Linked DNA regions of Homo sapiens: all the other regions are linked to region 5. Evidence: chromatin contacts called from ENCODE Hi-C data. All regions are on one chromosome and are shown on one strand. The core of a region is the stretch at or near the end of the contact, and the rest is flanking DNA. Distances in the headings are between cores, read along the strand shown. Region 1 holds the start of CSF2RA (colony stimulating factor 2 receptor subunit alpha). Region 2 holds the start of CRLF2 (cytokine receptor like factor 2). Region 3 holds the start of ASMTL (acetylserotonin O-methyltransferase like). Region 4 has its middle 20 kb from the start of CSF2RA. Region 5 holds the start of IL3RA (interleukin 3 receptor subunit alpha).

The links. Hi-C counts contacts between places; a loop is a spot of excess contacts on that map. Pooled maps may share reads with other maps.
Region 1: a pooled map shows a loop between it and region 5 (1.9-fold over the local background). The contact joins the promoter of CSF2RA here to the promoter of IL3RA in region 5. A Hi-C loop is called at or near these places in 3 of 37 single-sample maps with no recorded cell type and 3 of 50 pooled maps.
Region 2: a pooled map shows a loop between it and region 5 (3-fold over the local background). The contact joins the promoter of CRLF2 here to the promoter of IL3RA in region 5. A Hi-C loop is called at or near these places in 4 of 37 single-sample maps with no recorded cell type and 9 of 50 pooled maps.
Region 3: a loop to region 5 is called in a pooled map, with 7 times the contacts of the local background. The contact joins the promoter of ASMTL here to the promoter of IL3RA in region 5. A Hi-C loop is called at or near these places in 4 of 168 maps with a recorded cell type or tissue (CD14-positive monocyte, GM12878, endothelial cell of umbilical vein and 1 more), 25 of 37 single-sample maps with no recorded cell type and 17 of 50 pooled maps.
Region 4: a loop to region 5 is called in a map of naive thymus-derived CD4-positive, alpha-beta T cell, with 3 times the contacts of the local background. The contact joins the enhancer-like site here to the promoter of IL3RA in region 5. A Hi-C loop is called at or near these places in 8 of 168 maps with a recorded cell type or tissue (CD14-positive monocyte, Caco-2, GM12878 and 4 more), 31 of 37 single-sample maps with no recorded cell type and 20 of 50 pooled maps.

What each region holds. Positions count from the first base shown.
Region 1 is chrX:1,267,315-1,272,816 of GRCh38, forward strand. CSF2RA (colony stimulating factor 2 receptor subunit alpha) reads left to right here and starts at 1,500. Exons shown (of 13, transcript NM_172245.4): 1 at 1,500-1,565.
Region 2 is chrX:1,209,239-1,214,305 of GRCh38, forward strand. It overlaps CRLF2 (cytokine receptor like factor 2), which reads right to left and starts at 3,411. Exons shown (of 8, transcript NM_022148.4): 1 at 3,318-3,411. The coding sequence starts at 3,396.
Region 3 is chrX:1,451,221-1,456,930 of GRCh38, forward strand. ASMTL (acetylserotonin O-methyltransferase like) reads right to left here and starts at 1,689. Exons shown (of 13, transcript NM_004192.4): 1 at 1,528-1,689. The coding sequence starts at 1,620.
Region 4 is chrX:1,245,583-1,251,280 of GRCh38, forward strand. No RefSeq gene overlaps it. Among named protein-coding and RNA genes, the nearest start is that of CSF2RA, 20 kb to the right of the region's middle. RefSeq lists enhancers at 2,931-3,447, 2,949-3,458. Within about 2 kb of position 4,114, at least 22 of the 41 ENCODE cell types and tissues checked have a DNase peak (open chromatin) inside an H3K27ac peak, as active enhancers do; they include CD14-positive monocyte, OCI-LY7 and PC-9, where a contact is called at or near this core.
Region 5 is chrX:1,335,036-1,340,258 of GRCh38, forward strand. IL3RA (interleukin 3 receptor subunit alpha) reads left to right here and starts at 1,750. Exons shown (of 12, transcript NM_002183.4): 1 at 1,750-1,891. It overlaps LOC101928032 (a long non-coding RNA gene), which reads right to left. Exons shown (of 8, transcript XR_007068376.1): 8 at 2,239-2,481.

The sequences.
Region 1 (5,502 bases), core at 250-2,749, 68 kb before region 5:
TGCAGGTGTGTGTGCAGATGTGCTTGTGTACAGATGTGTGTGTGTAGTTCTATGTACGCCCATGTGCACTGTGTGCAGGTGTGTGGGGATGTGTGTGTGCAGGTCTGTGTGTGCAGTTGTGTGTGCAGACATGCATGTGTGTGCAGGTGTGTGTGCAGGTGTGCGTGTGTAGACAAGTGTGTGTGTGCCATTGTGCTTGTTTGTGCAGACGTACGTGCAGGTGTGTGTGCAGATGTGTGTGTGTAGCTGTGTGTACACACATGTGCCCTGTGTGCAGGTGTGTGGGGATGTGTGCGCACGTCTGTGTGTGCAGACATGCATGTGCCTGCAGGAAAGTGGGGATGTGTGAGTGTGCAGGTCTGTGTGTGCAGATGTGTTTGCAGACGTATGTGTGTGCAGGTGTGTGTGCAGGACTGTGCCAGTGTGCTTGTTTGTGCAGATGTGTGTGCAGATGTGTGTGTAGCTGTGTGTACGCCCGTGTGCACTGTGTGCAGGTGTGTGGGGATGTGTGTGCAGTTGTGTGTGCAGACATGCATGTGTGTGCAGGTGTGTGCGCAGATGTGTGTGTAGTTGTGTGTATGCACATGTGCATTGTGTGCAGGTGTGTGGGGATGTGTGTGCAGGTCTGTGTGTGCAGATGTGTGTGCAAACATGCATGTGTGTGCAGGTGTGTGTGCAGATGTGCGTGTGTAGACAAGTGTGTGTGCCATTGTGCTTGTTTGTGCAGACGTACGTGCAGGTGTGTGTGCAGATGTGTGTGTGTAGCTGTGTGTACACACATGTGCCCTGTGTGCAGGTGTGTGGGGATGTGTGCGCACGTCTGTGTGTGCAGACATGCATGTGCCTGCAGGAAAGTGGGGATGTGTGAGTGTGCAGGTCTGTGTGTGCAGATGTGTGTGCAGACATGTATGTGTGTGCAGGTGTGTGTGCAGGACTGTGCCAGTGTGCTTGTTTGTGCAGATGTGTGTGCAGATATGTGTGTAGCTGTGTGTATGCCCATGTGCACTGTGTGCAGGTGTGTGGGGATGTGTGTGTGCAGGTCTGTGTGTGCAGTTGTGTGTGCAGACATGCATATGTGTGCAGGTGTGTGTGCAGATGTGTGTGTAGCTGTGTGTACGCCCGTGCGCACTGTGTGCAGGTGTGTGGAGATGTGTGTGTGTGCAGGTCTGTGTGTGCAGGTGTGTGTGCAAACATGCACACGCGTGCAAGCATGTGTGCAGGAGTGTGTGTGCACGTGTGTGCGGGCGTGTGGGAATGTGTGCGTGTGCAGGTCTGTGTGTGCAGATGTGTGTGCAGACATACATGTGTGTGCAGGTGTGTGTGTGTAGATGTGTGTGGGACTCACACTTGAGCTGTTCCACGGGCCAGTCTTTGGAGACGAGGTCAGGAGCCAATGAACTCACGGAGCAATTACAGGTTTCCCAATCCTATGAAATGAGGAAGCAGGGGAGGGAGGGGCAGGGAGTGTATGATGACACAGAGGAACTCTGAAGGGAGCTACTCAGAAGCGGGAGTCTCCGAGAGAAGAAAAGCAGGTGGAAGGAGAGGAAGCGGATGCCGTGGGGGTAAGCTAAGTTCTTTCCTTCTGTGGTCTTTGAGCATGTCGAGTCACCCGGGTACATGTTTCTGCTGTGTCTGTCGATAGAAAAGAAAGAGACTGAACTGGAACATAAGATTTCAAACGTTGGCTCGAGCCGAAGTGGGGACAGCGGCCCAGAAGACTGAGAGCCAAGGAACCTTGCATATGAGTTGTCTTCTGCCTTTGTTATATGCAGGTTTTTAAAGGCAAAATTAAAAAAATAAAATAAAATAAAAAGAGGGAGGTGTTGTTGGAGGACAGGGAGGGGGCTTCTGTGAAGCTGTTTGCTGGGAATTCTCGTTGGTTTACAGAAAAAAACAATTGATTAATGATTGGCTGTACATTGCTAAGCTACAGGGCGTTGGGGTGTAGTATCTAGCACGGAATTATCACGTGAATTCACAGCTATCTGTGGCATCCGGAAGCCGTTTCGAGAGATGAACGCGGCCGGGCGTGGTGGCTCACGCCTGTAATCCCAGCACTTTGGGAGACTGAGGCGGGTGGATCACCTGAGGTCGACAGTTCGAGACCATCCTGGCCAACATGGAGAAACCCCGTCTCTACTAAAAATACAAAATTAGCCGGGCATGGTGGTGGCAGGCACCTGTAATCCCACCTACTCAGGAGGCTGAGGCAGGAGAATCGTTTGAACCCGGGAGGCGGAGCTTGCAGTGAGCTGAGATTGCACCACTGCACTCCAGCCTGGGCAACAAGACGAGATTCTGTCTCAAAAAAAAGAAAAAGAAAAAAAAAGAGATGAAAAGAGATGAACGCAGAGCTGAAAGGGGGAGGGAGTGTGATGGTGTTACTAGTTACTAGAAAGGGGTCCTGATCCAGACTTCAAGAACGGGTTCTGGGATCTTGCCCAAGAAAGAACTGGAGGCAAGTTCACATTGCAAACTGAAAGCAAGCTTATTAAGATAGTAAAGGGGGGCCGGGCACGGTGGCTCATGCCTGTAATCCCAACACTTTTGGAGGCTGAGGCGGGCGGATCACCTGAGCTCAGGAGTTCGAGATCAGCTTGGCCAACATGGCAAAACCACACCTTTATTAAAAATAGAAAAAATTAGCTAGGTGTGGCAGTGTGTGCCTGTAATCCCAGCTACTTGGGAGGCTGAGGCAGGAGAATCGCTTGAACCCGGGAGGCGGAGGTTGCAGTGAGCCCAGATTGCACCGTTGCACTCCAGCCTGGGCAACAAGAGCAAAACTCTGTCCCCAAAAAAAGATAACTAAAAGAAAAAAGTCGTGGGGAGAGATGCTCCACTACAAGGGTGACTGATAAAGGATTCATCTTTGTCATGACTATCTTTTGCAGTAATCAATATTGTATATATACATATTATATATTTTTTATTATTATTATTTTGAGATCATCTGGCTGTGTCATCCAGGCTGGAGGGCAGTGGTGCAATCACAGCTGACTGCTGTCTTGAATTCCTGGGCTCAAGCAATCCTCCCATCTCGGCCTCCCGAGTAGCTGGGTCAAAGGCAAATGCCACCATTCCTGGCAAATATTTGTATTTTTGTAGGGACGAGGGTTTCACTGTGTTTCCCGGGCTGGTCTTGAACTCCTAGACTCAATCTATCTTCCTGCCCCAGCCTCCCAAAGTGGTGGGATGACAGGTGTGGGCCACCGCGCCTGGCCCAATATTATCATTTTTAAAGCAAAACGGATTCTCACACTATGAAAGCTTTTGTTCTGAAGATATCAACACATCAGGAGGTTTCTGTGTCTGTTCAGTCCTCGGTCTGTTTAGTAAACAGTATTGATCTGTTCACATATCTTGCGTCAGGAATGGCTGACCTCCAGGGAATGCTGCCCAGCCTGTCCCAGCCTCCCTGTTCCCAGCCCCTATTCTAGATGGAGTCCCTCTAAGCTGGGCGTGGTGTAATCCCAGGACTTTGGGAGGCTGAGGTGGGCGGATCACCTGAGGTCAGGAGTTCGAGACCAGCCTGGCCAACAGGGTGAAACCCCATCTCTACTAAAAATACCCAAAATTAGCCGGGGCGTGGTGGCGGGCGCCTGTAATCCCAATATTTTGGAAGGCTGAGGTGACAGAGGATTGCTTGAGGCCACAGCAATTCCAGACCAGCCCGGGGCAACATCGTAAGATTCCCCCATCCCTCGTGTATAAAAAAAAGATTAAATTATTACAAATTTTAAAAAAGACAGAAATGAAGCATCTTAAGTTACCACCCAGATTGGGGTACTAAGAGTCTGGATTTGGACAGCTTGTTGCGCGTTTTATAGGTGTGCTAAATCACATTTCACTCTTTTTGTTGAGACAGAGTCTCGTGCTGTCGCCCAGGCTGGAGGGCAGTGGCGCGATCTCTGCTCACCGCAACCTCCGCCTCCTGGGTTCAAGCAATTCTCCTGCCTCAGCCTCCTGAGTAGCTGGGATTACAGGCACCTGCCACCACGCCCGGCTAATTTTTGTATTTTTTTTTTTTTTTTTTTTTTTTGGAGACAGCGTCTTGCTCTGTCGCCCAGGCTGGAGTGCAGTGGTGCAATCTCCGCTCACTGCAACCTCCACCTCCCGGGTTCAAGCAATTCTCCTGCATTAGCCTCCTGAGTAGCTAGGATTACAGGCACGTGCCACCATGCCCAGCTAATTTTTGAATTTATTTATTTATTTTTTTGGAGACAGTATCTTGCTCTGTTGCCCAGGCTGGAGTGCAGTGGTGCGATCTCGGCTCACTGTAACCTCCGCCTCCCGGGTTCAAGTGATTCTCCTGCCTCAGCCTCCTGGGTAGCTGGGATTACAGGTGTGTGCTACCATGCCCGGCTAATTTTTGTATTTTTAGTAGGGATGGTGTTTCACCATGTTGGCCAGGCTGGTCTGGAACTCCTGACTTCAAATGATCCGCTCACCTTGACCTCCCAAAGGGCTGGGATTACAGACATGAACCACGGAGCCCGGCCGGATTTCACTCTTTAGATTTTTGGTTTAAACTCGAGAAGCTCTTCTCGAGGGCTGAAAGCTCTTGGTCCCCTGTAGGTTTGCTGTAGATGACAGACATGAGGCAGATTGATTAATAAGAGAAAAGACATGCACTTTTTTTTTCTTTTTTTTTTTTGAGACGGAGTCTCGCTCTGTCACCGAGGCTGGAGTGCACTGGCATGATCTCGGCTCACTGCAACCTCCACCTTCCAGGTTCAACTGATTCTCCTGCCTCAGCCTCTCCAGTAGCTGGGATTACAGGCGTGTGCTACCATGCCTGGCTAATTTTTCTATTTTTAGTAGAGACAGGGTTGTTCCATATTGGTCAGGCTGGTCTCGAACACCTGACCTCAGGTGATCCGCCTGCCTCGGCCTCCCAGTGTGCTAGGATTACAGGCGTGAACCACTGTACCCAGCCAGATTTACACATTTATAGAATGTGTATACACAAGATTCTTCAGAATGAGGACTCCACCCCACAATGAGGTTCAGAAGCTAGTACACCACATTGAGACTACAGAAGGATAGGGGATTGGATCCTGGTACAAAAAAAAAAAGGTTATAGGGTTGGGGGGAAAGAGGAATTCTATTGAGGAGCAATATATAATTTCTACTGCGGACTGAACTCTGATTTTTTTCTTTATTTTATTTTATTTTATTTTATTTTTTTGAGACAGCATCTCACTCTGCCGCCCAGGCTGGAGTGCAGTGGTGCGATCTCAGCTCACTGCAACCTCCACCTCCTGGGTTCACCCGATTTTCCTGCCTCAGCCTCCCGAGTAGCTGCGATTACAGGCACCCGCCACTACGCCCAGCTAATTTTCTTTGTATTTTTAGTAGAGACGGGGTTTCACCATGTTGGCCAGGCTGGTCTTGAACTCCTGACCTCAGGTGATCCAACCTCCTCGGCCTCCCAAAGTGCTGGGATTATACGCATGAGCCACTGCACCTAGCTTCTTCTTTTTCTTTTTTTTTTTCTTT
Region 2 (5,067 bases), core at 2,161-4,660, 120 kb before region 5:
TTACAGGCGTGAGCCACCGCGCCTGACGTATTGTATTGCATTGTATTGCATTGTATTGTAGTGTAGTGTAGTGTAGTGTAGTGTAGTGTAGTGTAGTGTAGTGTATTGTGTGAGACAGACTCTCACTCTGTCACCCAGGCTGGACTGCAGTGGCGCAATCTCGGCTCACTGCAAGCTCCGCCTCCCGGGTTCACGCCATTCTCCTGCCTCAGCCTCCCGAGTAGCTGGGGCTACAGGTGCCCGCCACCATGCCTGGATAATTTTTTGTACTTTTAGTAGAGATGGGGTTTCACTGTGTTAGCCAGGATGGTCTCGATCTCCTGACCTCGTGATCCGCCCGCCTCATCCACCTAAAGTGCTGAGATTGCAGGCGTGAGCCACCGCGCCCGGCTGCTTTTGTTTTTGTTTTTGCAAAAGGTAAGTTCACCCACTAGTGCCATGCACAGATGTATCTGTATAGATCAATCATGTATCCAACAACACATCCCCTGTGGATACCTAAGGTGGCATCGGAAACTGTCCCCATCGATCCACCTTACTGTCTTTCTCAAAACACCACACACACCAACTTCAGAAATGGACTGGCCAGGTGCAGCGGCTCACGTCTGTAATCTTAACACTGGGAGGCCGAGGCGGGTGGATCACCCGAGGTCAGGAGTTCGAGACCAGCCTGGCCAACATGGTGAAACCCCGTCTCTACTAAAAACACAAAAAAATGAGCTGGACATGGTGGTGGGTACCTGTAATCCCAGCTACCTGGGAGGCTGAGGCAGGAGAATGGCTTGAACTCAGGAGGCAGAGGTTGTAGTGAACCGAGATCGTGTCACTGCACTCCAGCCTGGGTGACACAGCAAGACTCCCTATCAAAAAAAAAAAAGAAAAGAAAAGAAAAGAAAAGAAAAGAAAAGAAATGGGCCAACCGTAAAGAAGACTTTCTACGTTTGCTAGGAAGGTTGCATAGACTTCAGTAGGTTTGATGTTTCAAGAGGTCTGGGTTTGTAATTCCGAACAGGGACAATGGAAATATTTTAGAATTGAGCAAACATGTAATGATATTTTGCATAATGAAAGCCAAGTCTCTTTTTTTTATTTTGAGACAGAGTCTCGCTCTGTCGCCCACGCTGGAGTGCAGTGGTGCGATCCCGGCTCACTGCAAGCTTTGCCTCCCGGGTTCATGCCATTCTCCTGCCTCAGCCTCCCAAGTAGCTGGGACTACAGGCACCTGCCACCATGCCCGGCTGATTTTTTGTATTAGTACAGACGGGGTTTCACCGTGTTAGCCAGGATGGTCTCCATCTCCTGACCTTGTGATCCGCCCACCTCGGCCTCCCAAAGTGCTGGGATTACAGGCATGAGCCACAGCGCCCGGCCAAGTCTCTCACTGTCAAAGAAGTCAGTTACAGGTTTGGAAAGATGGGGTACAGTGAACCTTGTCATGTTGGGTTCTAAGTGGAGGTATCTGGAGGATAGATAGATACAGATAGATAGATAAATGGTAATGTTAGATAGATAGAATTATATAGATGATGATAGAAATAGTTAGACAGACAGACACAGATAGATAGGGATGGGTAGGTAGATGGATGAATCAATGGACAGGTGGGTGTATAGGTGGAAGACAAGTGGATGGGTGGGTGGATGGGTGAGTGGATGGATGAATAAATGGATGAACAGATACACAGGTGAATGGGTGGATGGGTGGATGGATGCATGGATAGATGGATACATAGATGTGTACATGGATGGGTGGATGGATGGATGGATGAGTGGATGAAAGTGTGGGTGAATGCATAGGTGGATGGATGGTTTGATGGGTGGGTGGATGGATGTGTTGGTGGATGGATGGATAGATGGATAAGTGGATGAAAGGATGGGTGGGTGGATGAGTGAGTCAGTGGATAAATAAATGGATGAACAGATACATAGGTGAATGGATGGATGGATGGATGGATGGATGGATGCATGGATAGATGGATACGTAGATGTGTACATGGATGGGTGGGTGGGTGGATGGATGGGTGGATGGATGGATGGATGGATGGATGGATGGATAAGTGGATAAAAGTGTGGGTGAATGCATGGATAGATGGATGTATTGGTGGGTGGATGGGTGGATGGGTGGATGGATGGATGGATGGATGGATGGATGGATGGATGGATGGATAAGTGGATAAAAGTGTGGGTGAATGCATGGATAGATGGATGTATTGGTGGATGGATGGGTGGATGGGTGGATGGATGGATGGATGGATGGATAAGTGGATAAAAGTGTGGGTGAATGCATGGATAGATGGATGTATTGGTGGATGGATGGGTGGATGGATGGATGGATGGATAAGTGGATAAAAGTGTGGGTGAATGCATGGATAGATGGATGTATTGGTGGATGGATGGGTGGATGGATGGATGGATGGATAAGTGGATAAAAGTGTGGGTGAATGCATGGATGGATGGATGTATTGGTGGATGGATGGGTGGATGGGTGGATGGATGGATGGATGGATGGATAAGTGGATAAAAGTGTGGGTGAATGCATGGATAGATGGATGTATTGGTGGATGGATGGGTGGATGGATGGATGGATGGATAAGTGGATAAAAGTGTGGGTGAATGCATGGATGGATGGATGTATTGGTAGATGGATGGGTGGATGGGTGGATGGATGGATGGATGTATTGGTGGATGGATGGGTGGATGGGTGGATGGATGGATGGATGGATGATAGATGGGTGGATGGGAGGATGGATAGATAACAGCTGGGTGGATGGTGGATGGATGGATGAGTGAATGAAAGGTTGGGTGGACGGATGGCTGGGTGGGTTGATGGGTGGGTGAATGTATGAGTGGATGAATCGTTTGATAGATGGGTGGATGGATATATTAGTGGATGGATCAATGAATAATAGATGGATGGATAGTGGATGGATGGGTGATTAATGGGAAAAGATAGATGAGATACATTGATGGATAGATTAAAAATGAATATATCTACCAATCAATCAATCAATAGATAGACACACACACGCACACATACAGTTCCTAGTTCTGGCCACCGAAAGCTCATATAAGCAGTGGATATTCCGGGAGCAATAAGTATACTTAATATTCATGTATTTACTTATAAATATGTTTTGTCCCAGCTACTTGAGAAGCTGAGGCAGGAGAATTGCTTGAACCCGGAAAAAAAAAAAAAAAAAAAAGAAAAGAAGAAAGAAACCTCCATGCTCATTGTTTAAGTTTTACAAAATAAAGAGTGCCTGGTTGCAAAGCAAACCACAAACCAAAATACAACAAGAAGAGGGTGTTTAAATAATTACCTGCTCCTCCTTGCCCCAAAGCCATCCAGCCTCCCAGCAGAAAGACGGCAGCTCCCCACAGCAGAACCAGCCGCCCCATGCCTGAAACAGGAGTGGAGAGTGAGGTCCTCAGGGACCTACAACGAACAGATCACTCATGACTCATAAGCAGAGGTCACCATCGATTTTAAAAAGTCAGAAAGGAAACTAGGGAAATGATTACAGGCAGGAAGCACAGTGACAGTTGATTTTCAAAGATACACTTGTCAAGAACACACACACACACACACACACACACACACACAATCAATCCAGGATCAGGACTGCCACGCACACTGCTGAGCTGAGCCCTCCCCTTCCCTCCCCCTCCCCCATCTCCTCCCCCTCCCCTCCATTCCCTTCCCTCCCTCCCCCTCCCCTCCCCTCCCCTCCATTCCCTCCCCACTCCCCTCCCCTCCCCCTTCCCCTCCCCTCTCTTTCCTTCCTTTCCCTTCCCCTCCCCTCCCCTCTCCCCTCCCCTTCCCCCTCTCCCCTCCCCTTCCCCCTCCCCTCCCCTCCCTTCCCTTCCTTTCACTTCCCCTCCCCCTCCCCTCTCCCCTCCCCTCCATCCCCTCCCCTCCCCTCCCTTCCCTTCTGCCTCTCCCCCACCCCCTCCTCCCTCCCCTCCCCCTCCCCCTTCCCTTTCCTCCCCTCCCCTCCTCCTCCCCACCTCCCCTCCCCCTCCCCTCCCCCTTCCCTCCCCTCCCCCTTCCCTCCCCTCCCTTCCCTTCCTTTCCCTTCCCCTCCCTTCCCCTTCCCCCCCACCCCACCCCCTCCCTTCCCATCCCCCTCCCATCCCCTCATCTTTTGTCCCCCTCCCTTCCCCCACCCCCTCCACCTATCCCCTCCCCTCCCCTCCATGGATGGTATATGGATGGATGGATAAGTGGATGAAAGGATGTGTGGATAGGTGGGTGGATGGATGGATAAATGGATGAACAGATACATAGGTGGATGGGTGGATGGATGCATGCATAGATGGATACGTAGATGTGTACATCCCCTCCCCTCCCTTCCCCTCCCCCCTCCCCCCACCCCCTCCTCCCTCCCCTCTCCCTCCCCCTTCCGTCTCCTCCCCTCCCCCTCCCCTCTCCTCCCCTCCCCCTCCCCACCTCCCCTTCCTTTCTCTTGCTTTTCCTTTCTTTTTTTTTGAGCTGGAGTCTCACTCTCTGTCACCCAGGCTGGAGTGCAGTGGCACGATCTTGGCTCACTGCAACCTCCTCCTCCCGGGTTCAAGCGATTCTCCTGCCTCAGCCTCCTGAGTAGCTGGGATTACAGGCGCCCACCACCACGCCTGGCTAATTTTTATATTTTTAGTAGAGATGGGGTTTCACCATGTTGGCCAGGCTGGTCTCAAACTCCTGACTTCAAGTGATCGGCCCGCTTCAGCCTCTCAAAGTGCTGGGATTATAGGCGTGAGCCACCGTGCCCAGCTTTTCTTTCCTATTCTTTGAGACAAGGTGTTCGTCTGGTACCCACGCAGGAGTGTTGTGGTGCAATCAGGACTCACCACAGCCTCAAACAGCTTGGCTCAAGCAATCCTCTTGCCTCAACCTCCCTAGTAGCCGGGATTACAGATGCATGCCACCCACCCTGCTGATTTTTGTATTTTTCATAGAGACGGGGTTTCACCATGTTGACCAGGCTGGTCTCAAACTCCTGGACTCAGGTGATCCACCCGCCTCGACCTCCCAAAGTGCTGGGATTATAGGCGTTAGCCACCGCACCTGGC
Region 3 (5,710 bases), core at 439-2,938, 120 kb after region 5:
CAGGTCACTCTCCCCAACCCCATGCCTAGGGCGTCCTGGGTTACTCTCCCCACCCCCATCCCTAGGGGGTCCTGGGTTACTCTCCCCTTCCCCATCCCTAGGTGGTCCTGGGTCACTCTCCCCTCCCCATTCCTTGGGGGTCCCGGGTCACCCTTCCCTCCCCCATCCCTAGGGGGTCCTGGGTCACTCTCCCCAACCCCATGCCTAGGGGTTCCAGGTCACTCTCCCCTCCCTCATCCTTTTGGGTCCCGGGTTACTCTCCCTACCCCCATCCCTAGGGGGATCCCGGCTTACTCTCCCCTCCCCCATCCCTAGGGGGTCCCAGGTTACTCTCCCATCCCCATTCCTAGGGGGTTCTGGGTCACTCCCTGCAACCCCATGCCTAGGGGTTTCGGGTCACTCTCCCCACCCCCATCCCTAGGGGGGTCCCGGGTCACTTGACCTCCCCATTCCTAGGGGTCCCGGGTTACTCTCCTCTCCCCCATCCCTAGGGGTCCCGGGTTACTCTCCCCACCCCCATCCCTAGGGGGGTCTCGGCTTACTCTCCCTATCCCCAACCCTGGAGGTCCCGGGTTACTCTCCCCATCCCCATGCCTGGGGGTCCCGGGTTACTCTCCCCATCCCCATCCATGGGGCTCCGGGGTCACTCTGCTGTCCCCATCCCTAGCGGTCCTGGGTCACTCCTCCCTCCCCATCCCTAGGGGGTCCCGGGTCACTCTCCCCAACCACATGCCTAGGGCGTCCTGGGTTACTCTCCCCACCCCCATCGCTAGGGGGTCCCAGGTTACAGGTTACTCTCTCCAACCCCATCCCTAAGGTGTCCCGGGTTTCTCTCCCCTCCCCCACCCCTAGGGGGGTCCCGGGTTACTCTCCCCTCCCCCATCCCTAGGGGGTCCTGGGTCACTCTCCCCAACCCCATCCCTAGGGGTCCCGGGTTATTCTCCCCAACCCCATTCCTGGGGGTCTCGGCTTACTCTCCCCATCCCCATGCCTGGGGGTCCCGGGTTACTCTCCTCTCCCCCATCCCTAGGGGTCCCGGGTTACTCCCCCACCCCCATCCCTAGGGGGGGTCTCGGCTTACTCTCCCCATCCCCAACCCTGGAGGTCCCGGGTTACTCTCCCCATCCCCATGCCTGGGGGTCCCGGGTTACTCTCCTCATCCCCATCCATGGGGCTCCGGGGTCACTCTGCTGTCCCCATCCCTAGCGGTCCTGGGTCACTCTACCCTCCCCATTCCTAGGGGTCCCGGGTTACGATCCCCTCCCCCATCCCTATGGGGACCCAGGTCACTCCCCACCCCCATGCCTAGGGGGTTCCGGGTTACTCTCCCCTCCCCCATCCCTAGAGGTTCCGGGTCACTCTCCCCAACCCTATCCCTGGAGGTCCCGGGACACTCTCCCCTCCCCCATCCCTAAGGGTCTCGGGTCACTCTCCCATCCCTATCCCTAGAGTTCCTGAGTCGCTGGGCCCTCCGGGGTTCAGCCCCTCCGTCCCCGGTCCCCTGCCCCGCCCAGGCCCAGGCCGTACCGCGTTGCTGAGGATCTCCTGACGGCGTGGGGAGGCGCTGGCCAGCACCACGCGCTTGTGCAGCAGCTTCCCAATCACCGGGCACAGCACCATGGCGTCCACGCCGGGAGCCGGGCGTCCGCACTTCTGAGCCCGGAGCCCGCGGTGCGCGCAGCGCGGCTGCAAAAAAAACAGGCGGCCAGAGTCCCGCCTCCGCGAGGCCACGCCCCCGCCCGCCTCCGCGAGGCCACGCCCAGTCCGCGCCTTCAGTGGCCTCCCCGCGAGACCGCGCCCAGGCCACGCCTCCATTGAACACTCCGTCAGGCCTCGCCCAGGCCACACCTCCATTGCCCTCTCCACCAGGCCACGCCCATGTCACGCCCCATTGATCTCCCCTGAGACCACGCCCAGACCACGCCTCCATTGCCCTCTCCGTCAGGCCACGCCCAGGCCACACCTCCATTGCCCTCTCCGCCAGGCCACGCCCATGTCACGCCGCCATTGACCGCTCCGCCAGGCCACGCCCAGGCCACACCTCCTTGCCCTCTCCGCCAGGCCACGCCCATGCCACGCCGCCATTGAGCTCCCCGTGAGGCCACGCCCAGGCCACACCCCCGCCCGCCTCCCCCCCGGGCACCGCCCCGGCCGCTTGGTGAAGCACCGCCCCCAGCTCCGCCTCCCGGGCCCCGTCCCCGCCCCCGGCGCTCGCCCCGCCCCTCCCCACCCCGCCTGCGGCGCCAAGACCTGCAATGGCGCAGGCAGCTGCGGGGTCCCGGGGAGGAAAGGCTGGCGTGGATACTTGGGGTTCCTTGCAGGCGCGGCGTGGGGAGTGGAAATGCTGGGTTTCCGCAGCTGCGGTTGTGGGCAGTTGTGGGGGTGGGGGGTTCTTACCCGCACGTGGAGGGGCCCGGCGCAGAGATGGGGGTCTTGTGGGAGCCGCGTCGGGGAAGGTAGAGATAGGGGGTTCCCCGCGGACCCGGTGCGAGTGGCGTGGGGATGGGGATGTCCTCGTGCCTGGTGGGAGGGGAGTGGAGATGGGGGTGTCCACGGGCCTGGTGGGAGGGGCGTGGAGATGGGGGTGTCCACGGGCCTGGTGGGAGGGGCGTGGAGATGGGGGTGTCCACGGGCCTGGTGGGAGGGGCGTGGAGATGGGGGTGTCCACGGGCCTGGTGGGAGGGGCGTGGAGATGGGGGTGTCCACGGGCCTGGTGGGAGGGGCGTGGAGATGGGGGTGTCCACGGGCCTGGTGGGAGGGGCGTGGAGATGGGGATCCCCGCGGGGATGGTGGGAGGGGTTTGGAGATGAGGGTCCCCGCGAGAATGCTCGGAGGGGTATGGATATGGGGGTCCCCGCGGGCCGGGTGGGAAGGGCGGGGAGATGGGTGGGGGGGGGGTCCCCGCGTGCCTGGTGGGAGGGGCGTGGAGAAGGTGGGGGTCCTTGTGGGAGGGGCGTGGACACTGGGGATCCGCGCGGGCGTGGTGATGGGCGCGGCGTGGGGACCCCCTGGGGGCGCGGTGCTGGGGGCGCAGGGATGGGACCAGGGCGGGCGCTGTGAGGTGGGGGACGCCCGGCTGTGCCTTCCCTCCCTAAACGGAGCCCACCTCCAGGGCAGCGGGTCCCTTGCGCGCCGCAGGCTGCAGGGGGCGCGCGTGAGCTGTGCGAGGATTTTTCTTAAACCCCAGAGCCCAGCCGCACCTGCTCCACATAAACCCAGCGTGGCGTGGAGACTCCGGGCACTGTTTCCCCAGCCTTTGTGACTCAAAAGATTTTAAAATAAAATGTCAAAAATAATAATATACCCAGAGCCTATGCCAGTGATGTGTAGATGCAGAAAATGGAATCCTACAGTTAATTTTGTTAACTGTGGAATGACATCCGAGGGTGTCCAACACATTACGGAGAAAACGAAAAACTGTAGTCAGAGAAGTCACAGAAGAGCCAAATAAAAGAGAGGAAAAAAGCATCTAAACCATGTGATGTCTGATTTTCAATATTGTGAGTTTTTGAAAAAAAATTTTAAAAAGCACATAGATTCACATTTCAGAATTTTGGAGAAGTAACTTTCTTCGTTTTGAAGCGATAGAAGGAATCATAAGTTTATAAACTGTACTGCATATAACATAAACTCCATGCAGGTGAAGGTTTTTGTTTGTTTGTTTCTTTCTTTTCTGTTTGTTTCTTTCTTTGTTTTTTGAGACCGAGTCTCACTGTGTCGCCCAGGCTGGAGTGCAATGGTGCAATCTCGGCTCACTGCAACCTCCGCCTCCCAGGTTCAAGCGATTCTCCTGCCTCAGCCTCCTGAGTAGCTAGGATTACAGGCACCTGCCATCACATCGAGCTAATTTTTGTACTTTTAATAGAGATGGGGTTTCGCTGTGTTGGCCAGGCTGGTCTCGAAGTCCTGACCTCAGGTGATCCACCCGACTCAGCCTCCCAAAGTGCTGGGATTACAGGTGTGAGCCACCGGGCCCAGCTGCGGGTGAGATATTAAACATAAAGAAAAATAGCAAAGGAAATTACAGTAATTCTCTATAGAAGATGAAGTGAAGGCTGCCTCTTCCTACACGGGTACAGGCAAAGCTGGAGGGTTTAGTGACCTACAGTGGGGGTTGCTGGTAACTGTCACTCAAAACCCTGGGGCTTAAAACAGCAAAACTTAATTGTATTACAGCTCTGGAGCCCAGACATCTGAAATCAAGGAATAGGCAGGGCCACGCTCCCTCCGAAGGCTCTAGGGGAGGGTCCTTCCTGCCTCTCCCGCTCCTGGGGGCTCCAGGCATCCCTGGGCTTGTGGCCGCATCACTCTAGTCTCTGCCTCCGTCTCTACGTGGGTTTCTCTGTGTCTGTGTCTCCTCTTCTGTCTCTTACAAGGACACCTGTCATTGTGTTTAGGGCCCGTCCTTCTCCAGGATGATCTCATCTCCAGATTGTTAATCATATCTGCAAAGATCCTTTTTCCAAATGAGGTCCCATTCCCAGGCTCTGGGGCTTAGGACATGGACATATGGTTTGGAGCTCACCATCTAAACCATTGCAATTGTGTTTGCTTCCTTCTGGAGGCTCTAGGGGAGGGTGCTTCCTGCCTCTTCCAGCTCCTGGGGGCTCCAGGCATCCCTGGGCTTGTGGCCGCATCACTGCAGTCTCTGCCTCCATCTCCACGTGGCCTTCTCCTCTGTGTCTGTGTCTCCTCTTCTGTCTCTTACAAGGACACCTGTCATTGGACTTAGGGTCCACCTTAATCCAGCATGATATCTTGAAATCATGAACTAATTGCACATGTGAGGACCCTATTTCCAAATAAGGTGCCATTCACCAGGTGGACATATCTATGGGGAGGCACGAATCAACTCAGTCCCCCATACCAGCATTCCAGAAGGAGTGCTAACCAGAGATGGGGTCCAGCAGCCTTTAACATGCCTGTATTTATCCCTATAAGTTCTCCATTACGGCCACATCATTGAAACCCCAGCAGGCAGAGGTTTAACTGCTCTGGAGCCCTGACTACTGCAGCCTCCTCCTGCTCTCAATGTGCCCTTCCGTGACTTTCAGATTTTTCTTTGCTTTTTTTTTTTTTTTTTAGACTGACTCTTGCTCTGTCGCCCAGACTGGAGTACAGTGGCACGATCTTGGCTCACTGCAACCTCCACCTCTCAGGTTCAAGTGGCTTTCCTGCCTCAGCCTCCCGAGTATCTGGGACCGCCACCACACCTGGCTAATTTTTTGTATTTTTTAGTAGAGATGGGGTTTCTCCATGTTTGCCAGGCTGGTCTTGAACTCCCGACCTCAGGTGATCCGCCCACTTCAGCCTCCCAAAATGCTGGAATTACAGGCATGAGCCACTGTGCCCAGCCAATGCCTGTTTTTTGTTTGTTTGTTTGTTTTGTTTTGTTTTGTTTGTTTGTTTTTGAGATGGAGTCTCGCTGTGTCACCCAGGCTGTAGTGCAGTGGCGCGATCTGGGCTCACTGCAAGCTCTGCCTCCTGGGTTCATGCCATTCTCCTGCCTCAGCCTCCCAAGTAGCTGGGACTACAGGCACCCGCCACCGCGCCCGGCTAATTTATTTTTCTATTTTTTAGTAGAGACAGGGTTTCACCATGTTAGCCAGGATGGTCTCGATCTCCTGACCTCATGATCTACCCACCTCGGCCTCCCAAAGTACTGGGATTACAGGTGTGAGCCACCGTGCCCGACCAATGCCTGTCGTTA
Region 4 (5,698 bases), core at 2,864-5,363, 87 kb before region 5:
GTTTCACCATGTTGGCCAGGCTGGTCTCGAACTCCTGGCCTCAGGTGATCCACCTGCCTTGGCCTCCCAAAGTGCTAGGATGACAGGCGTGAGCCACTGCGCCCAGCCTATAAACGGGTTATTAATGAGCTCTCCAGCCAGGCAAACTTGAAAGCTCCAGGGCAGCCTTTCCGTGGCCGACGACGAGCAGAAGAAGCAGAAGATGGGAGATGCAGCAGGATAATTTGTTAAGGGGTGAAATGTACGTTGAGTTCCCAACTTCCAGTCTCTGTGAATATTGGGACCTTATTTGGAAATGTAATTAAAATGTAAATTGAGATGACATCATTTTTGATTAAGGTGAGTCATAAATCCCATGAGTGTAGGTCTAAGAGACAGAAGGGGCCGGGCGCGGTGGCTCACGCTTGTAATCCCAGCACTTTGGGAGCCCGAGGCAGGCGGATCACCTGAGGCCAGGAGATCGAGACCAGCCTGGCCAACATGGTGAAACCCTGTCTCTACTAAAAATACAAAAATTAGCTGGGCGTGGTGGCAGGCGCCTGTAATTCCAGCTATTCCAGAGGCTGAGGCAGGAGAATCGCTTGAACCCGGCAGGCGGAGGTTGCAGTGAGTCAAGATCGAGCCACTGCACTCCAGCCTGGCGACAGAGTGAGACTCCATCTCAAAAAAAAAAAAAAAAAAAAAAGAGACAGAAGAGGAGACACAGACAGGGGAGGAGGCCACGTGGAGACGGAGGCAGAGACTGCAGTGAGGTGGCCACAGTCCCAGGGACGCCTGGAGCCCCCAGGAGCTCGAAGAGGCAGGAAGGATCCTCCCCTAGAGCTTCTAAAAGGAACCAAACCAAACTGCAGTGGGTTGAATGGGGATCCCCCAAAGACATGTCCAGGTCCTAAACCTTAGAATCCGTGAATAGGACCTCATTTGGAAATAGGGTCTTTGCAGATGTGTTTAAGGGAAGGATCTCAAAATGAAATCGCCTTGCATTGGAGTTGGACTCTAAATCCAATGAGGGGTGACCCCATAAGAGACAAAGAGGAGACACAGACACAGAGGAGGCCACGTGGAGATGGTGACAGAGACTGCAGTGAGGCGGCCACAAACCCAGGGACGCCTGGAGCCCCCAGGAGCTGGGAGAGGCAGGAAGGACCCTCCCCTAGAGCCTCCAGAGGGAGCACAGTCCTGAGACACCTGGATCTCAAGACTCCTGGTCTGCAGGCCTCAGAGAGGATACATTCCAGTTGTTTTAAGGCCCTCGGTTTGTTCTGTCCACCCCAAGAAACTACACACCCTACAAATGAGGACTCCAAGCCTCATTCTCCCGGCACCGCACGCCTGCAAACATAGGCATGGCCAGCAGGTGGCAGTCGAGTCCCCAAAAAGAAATTGCGTGGCTTAAGGTTCCGGGATTTGAATAAATACGGTAATAAAAATCCGGCGGGCGGATCACGAGGTCAGGAGTTCGAGACCAGCCTGGTCAACATGGTGAAACCCTGTCTCTACTAAAAATACAAAAAATTAGCCGGGGGTGGTGGCAGGCGCCTGTAGTCACTGCTACCGGGAGGCTGAGGCAGGAGAATGGCATGACCAGGGAGGCGGAGCTTACAGTGCTCTAAAAAAAAAAAAAAATCAGGCGGGCGGATCACAAGCTCAGGAGTTCGAGACCAGCCTGACCAACATGGTGAAACCCCGTCTGTACTAAAAATACAAAAAATTAGCCGGGGGTGGTGGCGGGTGCCTGTAATCCCAGCTACTCGGGAGGCTGAGACAGGAGAATCGATTGAACTCAGGAAGCAGAGGATGCAGCGAGCCAAGATCGCGCCACTGCACTCCAGCCTGAGCAACAAAGCGAGACTCCATCAAAAAAAAAAAAAAAAAAACCCACAGTGTAAGGGGTCCCAATGCAGACCTCAACAGAGGGTTCTTGGATGTCGTGCAAGAAATTATTCGAGCCAGGCGCGGTGGCTCACGCCTGTAATCCCAGCACTTTGGGAGGCTGAGGTGGGTGGATCACCAGAGATCAGGAGTTCGAGACCAGCCTGGCCAACATGGAGAAACCCCGTCTCTACTAAAAATACAAAAAATTAGCTGGGCGTGGTGGTGCACACCTGTAATCCCAGCTACTCGGGAGGCTGAGGCAGGAGAATCGCTTGAACCTGGGAGACGGAGGTTGCCGTGAGCCGAGATCGCGCCATTGTACTCCAGCCTGGGCAACAGGAGCAAAACTCTATCTCAAAAAAGAAAAGAAAAGAATCTCAAGAAAGAAAGAAGGGAGGGAGGGACGGAGGAAGGAAGGAAGGAAGGAGAGAGAGAGAGAGAGAGAGAGAGGGAGGGAGGGAGAGAGAGAGAGAAAGAAAGAAGGAAAAGAAAGAAAGAGAAAGAAAGAAAAAGAAAGAGAGAGAAGAGAAGAGACAGCCTGTACTACCCACCCGTTGAGTTGAGGGGTGAAGAGAAGAGAAGAGAGGAGAGGGGAGGGGAGAGGAGGGGAGAGGAGGGGAGGGGAGGGGAGGATAGGGGAGGGGAGGATAGGGGAGGGGAAGATAGGGGAGGGGAGGATAGGGGAGGGGAGGGGAGGATAGGGGAGGGGAGGATAGGGGAGGGGAGGATAGGGGAGGGGAGGGGAGGGGAGGGGAGGGGAGAAGAGAAGAGAGGAGAAGAGAGGACAAGAGCCTGTACTACCCACCCGTTGACTTGAGGGGGAAAGGGAGGGGAGGGGAATGGAGGGGAGAGGAGGAGAGGGGAGGGGAGGGGAATGGAGGGGGGAGAAGAAAAGAAAAGAGAAGAGGACAGCCTGTATTACCCACTCGTAGAGTTGAGGGGGGAGGGGAGGGGAGGGGAGGGGAGACTAGACGAGAGGAGGGGAGAGGAGAGGAGACGAGAGGAGAGGAGAGGAGACAGCCTGTACTACCCACCCCTTGAGTTGAGGGGTGCCGGAAAACCCCGGACTTTTCTTGTGGAGGTGGAGGGGAGGGATTCCAGGGTTAGTCACAGCTGTCACTTTTCTGCTTCTTGTTTCTGGCAGGGTTCACTGTCCTGGGTGCTTGATTCGTTACTAGCGATCCGGAGAAGAAAGGGTTAAAGGAATCCCTCCCCCACCCCTGGAATCCCTCCCCCACCCCTGGAATTCCAAAGGCGCAGCCAGGCTCGGATTTCCACGCGGGCGGTACTGAATTAACGGCTGGGCCCCGGCGCCTTTCTTTTAACTAATTACATCTGCAAGGGCCTTAATTCCAAACGAGGCGTCATTCCCGGAGACCAGAGGCGTTTGGAACTCAACGTATATACTTTGGGGCCGCGATCGAGGCGCGTCTCCCGTCTTCTGCCTCTGCGTGTCCTCAGCTGCAGAAAGGCCGCCCCTGAGCCTTCGGGTTTTCCTGGGGGGAGAGCTCATGAGGAACCCGTGTATGCCTAGCGTTCCATTATTGGAACGCTAAGCTTGTCTGAAGGCTGAAGGTCATCGCCAAGATCTGGTTTTTTACACCAAAAAAACTTGCAACCTCCGGCATAAATGGGCTTAAAGTGTCCGTGAGAGCTCATTAAACGACAGGCCCCGGGTCCCTGACCCCCCCCCCCACCAAGCCCTTGCTCTGGGACGCGCCTTGGACACGTCTGCAGATTCAGCCCTGGCCGGTTCAGCCCCCAGCGGCTGTCAGCAATGAAAGGGGTCCCAGAAAGGACTGGAAAAAGCAGATCACAACGGGAATCCCGAGGCAAGAATGCAGGAGCCAGGCTATCTGGCAAGCCTCAAATATAGCCAGCAGGTTGTGTTGATCCCGCATCACGGACGCTGTGAGCTGTGGAAGGAGCTTGGGATGAGGATTGCTGGGGATGCCTGCAGCTGTTTCTGCTGGAGCTGCCTCTGGGGCAGGAAGTGTCACGTTGCACCCCAGGAAGGTCTCTGTCCAGCGCAGACCACGTGGCCCTTCCTGGTGCTACTCAAGCCCTGGAGAGAGCCTCTAGGCTATTTGAGGTTCCTGGACTCCAGCTTTAGCCAGAGCCAGCTAGGAGGAGGCTGGGAGCTTGTTAAAGCCTGAAGGTAAGCCGGGTCAGGAAGTTGAGATTTGGAAACAGGCCTGATAGTCTGTGCTTCCTCTTCGGGGAAAAAGAGATGTTACAACGCGCTGGGCTCCACCCTCCCCCGAGAGCTTGCAGATTTCCGGCTTCTGAGGAGCTGCCCTACCACAGCTCCTTCTGTTGCTAGATAAGGGGTTGGGGTCACACCCTCCTCCCTTCTGTGGCTGGAGGGATGGTCTGTGGACAGAAGAATGTGTGGCCACAGGGAAAGTGAGCCAGTATCAGCAGAAAAACAAACTGAGGCTGGCACGGTGGCTCACTCCTGTCATCCCAGCACTTTAAGGCTGAGGTGGGCTGATCACGAGGTCATGAGTTCGAGACCAGCCTGGCCAACACAGTGAAACCCCTTCTCTACTAAAAATACAAAAATTAGCCGGGCATGGCGGTGGGTGCCTGTAATCCCAGCTACTGAGGAGGCTGAGGCAGGAGAATCGCTTGAACCCGGGAGGCGGAAGTTGCAGTGAGCCGAGATCGCACCACTGCCCTCCAGCTTGGATGACAGAGCGAGACTCCATCTCAAGAAAAAAAAGAAAAGGGAAAAGCAAACTGATATTGTCCCCAACATGCAGGATGGGGCATTCTCAACCTCGGCACTGCTGACATTGGGAGCGGGAGGATTCTCTGTGGTGGGGCTGTCCTGGGCACTGGTGGGTGTTGAGCAGCCGTCCTGGGATCCACACACCGGGGGCCAGGAGCAAACTTCCCAGGACTGACACCAAGGGTGTCCACAGATTGTCATTCTCTTGTGATTGTCTCTAGACATTGCCAAGTTTCCCCTGGGGGTAGAATTCTCCCTGGCCTGTGAACCACTGTTATAGATAGATGATACATAGATAGATGATAGCTAGATAGATAGCTAGATAGATAGATAGATAGATAGATAGATAGATAGATAGATAGATAGATGGAGTAGATAGAAAGATAGATAGACAGATAGACAGATAATAGATGGAAGAGAAGATGGACCGATATAATGAGTGATCATTACAGATATGATAGATGATAGGTGATAGGTAGACAGATGATAGATAGATCAATAGATAGATAAAACTTAGATGATAGATATAACAAATGATTATGATAGGTGATAGATACATAGATATCTATATAGATATATAGAGGGAGTAAATAGAAAGACACATAAATAATAGATGGAATAGAAGATCGATTGATATAATAAGTGATCATTATCAATATGATAGATGGTAGGTGATAGACAGATGGTAGACATATAGATAGATAAAACTTAGATGATAGATACAATAAATGATTATGATAGGTGATACATATCTATATAGATAGATATCTATATAGATATAGAGAGAGTAGATACAAAGAGAGACATAGATAATAGATGGAATAGAAGATTAATTGATATAAGTGATCATTATAGATACGATAGATAGTAGGTGATAGATGATAAACATATAGATAGATAAAACTTAGATGATAGATATAATAAATGATTATGATAGGTGATATCTAGGTAGATATCTATATAGACAGATATCTAGATAGATATCTAGAGAGAGTAGATACAAAGATAGAGGGACATAGATAATAAATGGAATAGAAGATCGATTGATATAATGAGTGATCATTATAGATATGATAGGTGATAGGTAGA
Region 5 (5,223 bases), core at 500-2,999:
ATTTCAGCGTTGGAAAGAGAAGCCCGGGACAGGTTGGTGAGTGCCCCATTCAGGGCTGGACTTTACTAAGGGTTTTTGTTTGTTTGTTTTCTGTTGAGACAGAGTTTGCTCTTGTCACCAGGCTGGAGTGCAGTGGTGTGATCTCGGCTCACTGTGACCTCCGCCTGCCGGGTTTAAGTGATTCTCCTGCCTCAGCCTTGGGAGAAGCTGGGATTACAGGCACCTGCCACCACGCCTGGCTAATTTTTAAATTTTTACTAGAGACGGGGTTTCACCATGTTGTCCAGGCTGATCTTGAACTCCTGCCCTCAGGTGATCTACCCGCCTCAGCCTCCCAAAGTGCTGGGATGACAGGTGCGAGCCACCGCGCCTGACCACTAAGATTTTTTTTTTTTTTTTTGAGACGGAGTCTCGTTCTATTTCCCAGGCTGGAGTGCAGTGGCGCCATCCTGGCTCACTGTAACCTCCGCCTCCCAGGTTCAAATGATTCTCCTGCCTCAGCCTCCGGAGAAGCTGGGATTATAGGCACCCACCACCACGCCTGGCTAACTTTTTTCTTTTTACTAGAGACGGGGTTTCACCATGTTGGTCAGAATGGTCTCGAACTCCTGACCTCAGGGTGATCCACCCTCCTCGGCCTCCCAAAGTGCTGGGATGACAGGTGTGAACCACCGCACCTGACCACTAAGATATCTTTTTTTTTTTTTTTTTGAGACGGAGTCTTGCTCTATCACCCAGGCTGGAGGGCACTGGCGCCATCCTGGCTCACTGTAACCTCTCTCCCAGGTTCAAACTATTCTCCTGCCTCAGCCTCCAGAGAAGCTGGGATTACAGGCACCTGCCACCACGCCTGGCTAATTTTTAAATTTTTACTAGAGACGGGCTTCCACCATGTTGGCCAGATGGTCTCAAACTCCTGACCTCAGGTGATCCGCCCTCATCGGCCTCCCAAAGTGCTGGGATGACAGGTGTGAGCCACCACCCCTGACCACTAAGATATCTTTTTTTTTTTTTTGAGACCGAGTCTTGCTCTGTCGCCCAGGCTGGAGTGCAGTGGCGCGATCTCGGTTCACTGTAACCTCCTCCGCCTCCCAGGTTCAAGCGATTCTCCTGTCTCAGCCTCCCGAGTAGCTGGGATTACAGGTGCTCACCACCACGCTGGGCTAATTTTTGTATTTTTAATAGAGACGGGGTTTCACCATGTTGGCCAGGCTGGTCTCAATCTCTTGACCTCAAGTGATCTGCCCGCCTCGGCCTCCCAAAGTGCTGGGATGACAGGCGTGAGCCACCGCACCCGGCCACTAACATATCTTTAATAAGATCTGTCATCTGAGACCGGGGGCCACCTCCCTGTCTGGGTGCTGTTTCCCACGAGACAGGGAGGAAACACAGGCAGGAGCCCCTGGACACCAGCGTTCACGCCTCCAAGGCTGAATTTACTATGTCAGGAAGTTGCCCAACCCTGCCTGTATAGCCAGCAAGAATTCTAATTATAGCAAACAGAAACACTTGCAGAAAAAAAAAAAAATGAGAACGGGAACATGATAATTTTCAAAGAAAGAGTCTTTCTTTCAAGGAAAGTCAGGTTCATGGTTACGAAGCTGCTGACCCCAGGATCCCAGCCCGTGGGAGAGAAGGGGGTCTCTGACAGCCCCCACCCCTCCCCACTGCCAGATCCTTATTGGGTCTGAGTTTCAGGGGTGGGGCCCCAGCTGGAGGTTATAAAACAGCTCAATCGGGGAGTACAACCTTCGGTTTCTCTTCGGGGAAAGCTGCTTTCAGCGCACACGGGAAGATATCAGAAACATCCTAGGATCAGGACACCCCAGATCTTCTCAACTGGAACCACGAAGGCTGTTTCTTCCACACAGTACTTTGATCTCCATTTAAGGTAAGGTCCCCCCTCCAGGGTGGGATGAGGGAAAAAGAGGGCAGGCAGGGGAGGCGGTGGACTGTGGGTTCCCAAATCCAAGCTGGCAGACACGGGGCATTGGCATGTAACAGGTTTCTGCTGAGACCTGCTGTCCGTGTGGGCACCACACCACACATAGAATGACCCGGTACCAGAGAAGTATGTTTGCGATCTCATTCACCCTTTTGTAAGTGGATCGGACGCTGAAGCCATCATAGCATGTTAGATGCCTTGGGTTTATAAAGGTGATAGCATTAGGAGTAATTTGACAGTGCTTTCTGCTTTTTCTGTGTGCTTGCTAGAAAATGTACACACCTACACATGGCTAGAGTTCTCTGTTTATTAGAAAGCGCTGGTTCAGTTAGTCAATGAGCTCACGCCCAGGGCGAGCTGACTGCCAGCCGGGGAGCCGCTTTTGGGGCTGGGACCCCAGCCTGCTTGTAGTGTTTCTCAGTGGTTTTCAAAGGCTGGCGGGACTCAGAATGTTCCAGATGGCTGGTGAAACCTCAGGTCCCTCCTAGCAGCTTTATTCACAGTAGCCAAGAGGTGGAGACAGCCCTCGTACCCATCTATAGATGAATGGAAAAATATAATGTCCATCCACACAGTGGAATATTACGCAGCCATGAAAAGGAACAAGCAGCTTTATTCACAATAGCCAAGAGGTGGAGACAGCCCTCATACCCATCTATAGACGAATGGATAAATATAATGTGGTCCAGCCACACGGTGGAATATTACACAGCCATGAAAAGGAACAAGCAGCTTTATTCACAATAGCCAAGAGGTGGAGACAGCCCTCATACCCATCTATAGACGAATGGATAAATATAATGTGGTCCAGCCACACAGTGGAATATTACACAGCCATGAAAAGGAACAAGCAGCTTTATTCACAATAGCCAAGAGGTGGAGACAGCCCTCATACCCATCTATAGATGAATGGAGAAATATAATGTGGTCCAGCCACACAGTGGAATATTATACAGCCATGAAAAGGAACAAGCAGCTTTATTCACAATAGCCAAGAGGTGGAGACAGCCCTCGTACCCATCTATAGATGAATGGAGAAATATAATGTGGTCCAGACACACAGTGGAATATTATACAGCCATGAAAAGGAACAAGCAGCTTTATTCACAATAGCCAAGAGGTGGAGACAGCCCTCATACCCCCATCTATAGATGAAGGGAGAAATATAATGTCCATCCACACAGTGGAATATTACACAGCCATGAAAAGGAACAAGCAGCTTTATTCACAATAGCCAAGAGGTGGAGACAGCCCTCATACCCATCTATAGATGAATGGAAAAATATAATGTCCATCCACACAGTGGAATATTACACAGCCATGAAAAGGAACAAGCAGCTTTATTCACAATAGCCAAGAGGTGGAGACAGCCCTCATACCCCATCTATAGATGAATGGAGAAATATAATGTGGTCCAGCCACACGGTGGAATATTACACAGCCATGAAAAGGAATAAGCAGCTTTATTCACACTAGCCAAGAGGTGGAGAGAGTCCTCATACCCATCTATAGATGAATGGAGAAATATAATGTGGTCCAGCCACACGGTGGAATATTACACAGCCATGAAAAGGAACGAGGCTCTGCCACAGGTGGCAATGTGGGTGAATGCTGAGGACATCATGCTTCCTGAGAGAGGCCAGATACAAAAAGATACATAGTGTCTGTATGATTCCATTTATTCCCTATGTCCAGATACAGGCAAATCCACAGAGACAGAAAGTGGATGAGTGGTTGCCACAGGCTGGGGAAGAGGAAGGACGGGTCTTTAATGGGTCTGGAGTCTCCTTTTGGGGTCGTGACAATGTTCTAGAAGATAGAAGTGGTGGTTTTTTTTGAGACAGAGTCTCGCTCTGTCGCCCAGGCTGGAGTGCAGTGGCGCGATCTCAGCTCACTGCAACCTCCACCTCCCGGGTTCAAGCAATTCTCCTGCCTCAGCCTCCTGAGTAGCTGGGACTACAGGCACCCGCAACTACGCCTGGCTAATTTTTGTATGTTTAGTAGAGACTTTGTATGTTTAGTAGAGTAGTAGAGATTTTGTATGTTTAGTATGTTTTGTATGTTGGTCAGGCTGGTCTCGAACTCCTGACCTCAAGCAATCCACCCCCCTCAGCCTCCCAAAGTGCTGGGATTATAGGCGTGAGCCACCGCGCCTGGCCAATGAAAATATTAATCAATAAATGTTAAGAGCACAGATTTCCCAACGTTCTGACTCAGGCATCTTCCTGGACCACAGCCCCTACAGGCAAGTGTGACTGTGTGTGGTGAGCCCATGAGCTGAACACAGGCTCTGTCCGAAAGGAGACTCTAGAGATTGCCTGTTGCCTTGGAGGTGGGCTGCGGTCCCTCTGCCCAGGCAGGAAGGGGCTCCGAGGCCTCTGGAACCTCATTTTACCTTTTCCCTGCTGCCCTCAGTCCCGTCCCCAGCCTCAAGGGGCTCAGCTTTTTCCAGGCTCACCCCTTCCATTTATAATTTGGAGACAAGCAAGGTCCACTGACGCTAACGCCATTTGGTTCTTTAAAAGATGTTAGGCCGGGCGCGGTGGCTCACGCCTGTCATCCCAGCACTTTGGGAGGCCAAGGCGGGTGGATCATGAGGTCAGGAGTTCGAGACCAGCCTGACCAACATGGTGAAACACCATCTCTACTAAAAATAGAAAAATTAGCTGGGTGTGGTGGCGGACACCGGTAATCCCATCTACTGGGGAGGCTGAGGCAGGAGAATCGCTTGAACGTGGGAGGTGGAGGTTGCAGTGAACCAAGATCGCGCCACTGCACTCCGGCCTGGACAACAAGAGTGAGACTCCATCTCAGAAAAAACAAAACAAAACAAAACAAAAAACCAGAAAAGACAGCTGCCACCCCAGAGCACAGTGTAGGAGAGCCAGCCTTTCTGGGATGCGGCAGAAAGTTCCAGTGCAGGAGGCTGAGGTCCTGTACCCCCTTGTTACGGTAACTGCAGCCACTTAGGAATTTCCGTGTGTTGATTTCATCATTGTAATTATACTTCCTTCCACTGCTTTGTCATCTGAGCTTCCTGGTGTGCCGCAGAGGATGTGTTTTCCTGGTTTGTGGATACAGCTCGAGCCAAGAACGGGCTAAACCCCCAGGGCAGCAACTCTTTCTTTTCTTTTCTTTTTTTTTTTTTTTTTTGAGACGGAGTCTCGCTCTGTCGTCCAGGCTGGAGTGCAGTGGCGCCATCTCGGCTCACTGCAAGCTCCACCTCCCGGGTTCAACTGATTGTCCTGCCTCAGCCTCCCGAGTAGCTGGGATTATAG